Linked DNA regions of Homo sapiens: region 2 is linked to region 1. Evidence: read pairs that join two places in POLR2A ChIA-PET (ENCODE). Cell type or tissue: OCI-LY7. All regions are shown on one strand.

What was found. Peaks named below come from ENCODE experiments on the same cell type or tissue, not always from the same donor. Only the 100,000 strongest peaks of a DNase experiment are listed, where the experiment ranks them.
Region 2: POLR2A ChIA-PET joins it to region 1 with 9 read pairs; 2 of 35 experiments call an interaction of 5 or more read pairs at or near these places.

The regions. Positions count from the first base shown.
Region 1 is chr22:22,953,628-22,956,127 of GRCh38, forward strand. No RefSeq gene overlaps it. Among named protein-coding and RNA genes, the nearest start is that of IGLL5, 67 kb to the left of the region's middle. RefSeq lists an enhancer at 1,085-1,234. In OCI-LY7, CTCF peaks have their summits at 1,234, 1,433 and 2,475 (motif pointing left); DNase peaks (open chromatin) are centred at 1,264 and 2,454.
Region 2 is chr22:23,268,930-23,271,429 of GRCh38, forward strand. All of the region lies in intron 5 of BCR (BCR activator of RhoGEF and GTPase), which reads left to right. Among named protein-coding and RNA genes, the nearest start is that of LINC02556, 56 kb to the right of the region's middle. RefSeq lists an enhancer at 187-857 and a silencer at 232-281. In OCI-LY7, no CTCF peak of the experiment used is centred here; DNase peaks (open chromatin) are centred at 132, 622, 1,032 and 1,652; H3K4me3 peaks cover 2,500 bases; H3K27ac peaks cover 2,500 bases.

The DNA of each region.
Region 1 (2,500 bases):
AAAAAAGTGCTTCAGGGTATGGGTTCTGGATTGGTTGGTTTGCACAAGAAAGGCTCACTGTTTGCCATCTCTAAGAATTAGCTAACCCTGCAAGGGGCAGTGCCCCAGGGTCAGCAAGGCCCCAGATGTCAGATCATCAGAAAACAGAAAATAAAAGAGCATGGTTAATACACACAGTCTCCCCAGGAGCCACAGTACATGGGTCTGAGAATAGATGGATAGAAGTGAGAGTGGCTTCTTCCACAAATAATCCTCCTAATACGCTCAAATAAGGTTTGCTTGCTATCCGAACATTTGAGCTCTGCTGCTTTGAAGATCTTAGTTCCCAAGAATATAATGCCTCTCCCAGGGGACACCACAATGGCTCCATTGAGTTGGAACTAACAGTCAGAAACGGGGGCAACTTTACTGGAAGGACTGATTGGTGCTAACGAGGGGAAATTGGGCTGCTGTGTCACATAGTGGGGGCAAGAAGGACTTCACCTAGAACCCCGAGTACTCATCATCTTAGTACTTCTGCCTACTCAGACCCTTCAAGAATGAAGGTTTAGATCTTCCCACCAGATAAAGATCTGTAACCAGCTGAGGTTCTAGCTGTGGAACAGGGAAATATCAAATGGGTAGTGGACAAAAGAAGTCACAGATAGCATCTGTGGCTCATAACTAGGGTTTACCAGGTTTAGTAAACGAAAATACAGACGTCCAGTGAGATAGTAACTTCAGATAAACAACAAATAGTATTACTAAAAGTACTATTTGTATGTCCTATGCAATATTGGGGACATATTTATGCTTAAAAATGCATTCACTGTTTGGACATCCTATATTTTATCTGGTAATTCTATTCATGACCAAGTAAAAAAGCACATTTTTTTACTTTGCTTGTCATGTGTGGTATATGTATGTATTTGGAGTTATTAACCATTTATCTTTTCTTATTATGAGTTGTTAGCAGAGTATTCAGTGAAATTGTGACTAAAGATGAAGATAAACTAATATAGTTAGCTGTGGATGCAGTGGCTCTTGGGAGCCTGCATCTCGCTTGGAGGAGAGGGTGAGAATTTCGTTCATATAAAGGATAACTGCTTCTTATTAGACGGAAACAGAGTTGTTTTTTGGTTCCTCAGAAGTTCAAATGTGTGTAGAAAGATAAATACGGAAGCTAAGTAGGAAAGCGGGTGAACTCTGCCAGTTATCAGCGGAATGTTCTAGCTGCAAATTGCCCCTTTCTCGCAAGCTCTAGGAAGCCGGCTGGTAAACAGCGCCCTCCTTTGCCCGCCGCTGCAATGTTAGGCTTTGCCAAAAGAGAGCACCTGGGGGAAGCTGCGAGGCCACCGCGGCGAGAAGGTGCTTTCCTGTTTCCCTGCTGTCCTTTCTTTTTATTCCGCACAGAAGCCATATATATATATATATATATATATATATATATATATATATATATATATATAGTGTACATTTATATATTAGGCTTTTAGGCCATATATATATGTGTGTGTATATATGTATATGTATCGCTACATATATATACTATATATACATATATACTATATATACTTTCTACACACTATAAATAGATAGTGTGGCACATCTATATATTACACATTTAGGCTCTTTATAGATATGTACCACCACATATATAGTGATACATTTATATATATATATATATATCGACTAAACAGCATTTAGGCTGTTTCCAGCTTTTTGCTACCACAAGTAATGCAGGAATTAGCAAATAAGATCTTCCAGATAATACCCAGAGGCAGGACTGCTGGATCAGGAGGAATGCACATTTTCAGTTTTACTGCCCTCTAATGTGGCTGATGAATTTACACCCTACTAGCAATGTGTGGGTTCTGTTTCTCTAACTCTTTACCACACTTGATATCAGCAGACTTTTCCATTTGCACCACGCAGCTCTTACTACAACCCTCCTTTACAGCTCTCAACTAACCCAGGCAGGCAGCATGCGTGGGCCAGACACCAGGGCAGTCCTCCACTGCAGTTAGATATTGAGTCTCCCTCCTGTGACTGGGCAGACGAAAAGGACTTGTTCACTCTTGTTTTCTCTAACACAGCGCTTCACACACAGAGTTCTTTTCCAGTTATGTGACTAATTCAATAAACTGCCTGAGCCTTAGTTTCCCAATCCTTGTCATTAAATGGTCACTGTGCCCACTGGTGTGCTGGGAAAAGTTTAACAACTAACAGAGTAGCAAGGGCGGTGGGAGTCCTAATTTGTAGCATTTGCCCATTTCCATGGTATAAATAATCCCACCATGGCTGATTTCAAGCTACCAAGGTGCCCCACTGAACACAGAGTTGGGAAGAGATGCTCTTAAATCATCAGCTCTCCTGAGCTGGTGCAAGCCAGTTGCGGGACACCACTGGGCTTTTTGCAACCCTGTTTCTTAATTCTCAGTTCTGGGCAGGCTGTAGTCGCCTCCCCGTGCTTCTGTACAAGTAGACAGCGACATCTGGTGGCAAAGTCAAGCAAATCCCA
Region 2 (2,500 bases), 320 kb after region 1:
AGGAAGCATTGAGGGGCTAGCGCCGTGGGGCGAGGGCTCATGGCACCTGTGCTCTGTGGACCCATGTGGGGAGCAAAGCGACAGGTTGGAGCTGCACTAACCCAGGCCCCAGGTCTGAGAGGCTGCTGACTCCCTGCCTGCATTTAGCCCCAGGAAGCTGAAACCTCAAACCATGTGGTGTTAGCGCCCAGGGCCTCGAAAGAGTCATTCAGAAACAGAGACCATGAATGGGCCATTCAGAAGGCTGGTGGCCCAGCCAGAACCAGAACCCAGCCACACCCCTGGGTCTGCACTCCAGACTGGGGTTCTTTCTGCCCTTCTCCAGCCTGTGTCTGCCTGGTGGTCACTCTGCGACATTTTCCTCTTTGGAGGCCCTTGCCTCTTCATGAGCCCCCCATCTCGCTGTAGCTTTGCCTTCTGACTTGGCTTTCCCCCACCCAGCAAGGGTTCTGAGCAGAAAGCCCTCCGTGTGAGAACCGCAGGGTTAGAAAGAGGCATGGGCACTAGAAATAGGGAGTGAATGCGGTCACCCTTGCTGGGACACCCTCAGCTGTCACCCCTGGGCTTTGTTGCTGAGGCTTTGTGCCGTCTTATTGTTTATCACCGGATGGAGCATCACGGGCTTCGCTCTGATGTCTCCAGTGGTGACAGTACCTGCCGCTCTGTTCTTCCAGAGTCTGTGGGGCACCCTGCTCCGCCAGGTGCTGCTGGTAACAGGCTCTGCATGTATCCGGGGCTCCAGCTCCCTCCCCACTGCCAGCCTCCCTCTGGACCATTCAATCTGTTCTCTTTTCCTTTTTCATTAAATGAGCAACCCTCCTCCCCCACAGCTGGAATGGTGGCATCGAATTTCAAGTGACCTTGACAAATCAGGGACCTGATCTTTTAAGAACAGGTTACAGTTAAGCGGGCAAGTTCAAGTCCACCCAGACAGGTTTCTGCAGAGGAGGGAGGAAACACCATGGGACGCCACCTGGGGATCACGTGGTGCCACCAACCATGCACCAGTGGATTCTGAGCCATGGTTGAGATGCAGGGAGTGGGATGGGGCTCAGGACCAGCTGCAAACCGACCCACCGTGAAAGTTTGTGGCACCTGCACCATCAGGGCGACATGCACTTTGGTTCTCTGTGTTTCAAAAAAGACCCAGAGGAATTGGAGCCACCCAAAGAAAGCAGAGTCAAACGCAAGGAAGAGAAAGCAGCAAGCCCTGCAGAGGTGTTGGGGGGTCAGTGCTCAGGCGTGGGAGTTCGAAGATCACCCTCAAGTACAGGAAGGAGTGGAGTAGTGTCCGTCTTCTCCTGGGACAGTCCTGAGAGATGGGCAGCATCCAGTTAGATCTGGTTCCATGGAACACCAGCTCTCCAGACGGTAGGAATAGGAATTACATGAAAAGGGCTTTGGGAGTCAGGCCAGTTTGGGAAATGCAGGGTTAAACCAAACTCACAAGTTTTCTTGAGGCAGGTTTTCCTGGAGCTCCTAGATAACTCCCAAGCATCACACTGTCCACGGACACGTGGGCCGCCTCCCAGGCTCTTGTGAGCCCAGCACCTGGTTTTTGCAGTCTTTTGTTTGGCTCTCCCACCCCCTTACACCCTTTGGGAACTGCTGAGTCAGATATACAGAAGAACAGTCACTGCGAGGGCTGTTAAACTCTCAGGAAAGGTACCAAAGTGCATGGCAGCGTTTGGCCCCAGTGAGCTGGAAAACACTTTCGTCTGGTCTTGAGATGTTTCCTGCAGCACAAGAGGTTGGCAGAGCAACCTCAGAACCTCTTCTGTCTCTGTTTATGCTTTTGTTCAGAAGCTTAGTACCAGGAATTAATCTCAGCTCCTTCCCAGAGGATTTTAGGCACACAGGGATCTTTTATTCTGCACTTCTCCAGTGATGCTTTCAACACAATTGTATCAAAACAGCCTAGGCTATTCACTTACAAGCCCTGCTTTTGCCCTGGGAATCTTAGCACCTCATTTTTTAGTAAGTACACTTGCAGATCCGGAGAGGGCAGGTGGAGGTATAATCCAGTGTCAGTCTGCAGTGGTGGGCCTGCCCTGGCCGTCTCCAAAGATGGGTGCTCTTCGGAACTGGCAGCCCCCTGCATGCTGTCTAATTGCCCCAAGAAAACAGTGACGTGTGTTTAGGAGCATGCTCCTGTTGGCCTCCATTTACAGGATCCTCTGTGTCAGAGGATCTCAGCCAGGCGTGATTTTGTTCACAAGGGACACTTGGCAATGCCTGGAGACATTTTGGTTGTCAAAACAGCAGGAAGGCAGACGTGCTCCTGTACCTATAGGTAGAGGCCAGGGCAGCTGCTCAGCACCCTAAGGTGCCCAGGACAGCTGCTCAGAGAATCTGTAGCCCAAAATGTCAACAGTGACCTGGCTGAGAAGCCCTGTCCCAGGTGGACCGCAGCATCCAGGGCATCCTGCGTGCTCGGCTTGCTCGTGGGTCCCTGCACACCCTGTGACTTCATTATCAGCTCAGAATGCACCTGGGGTTT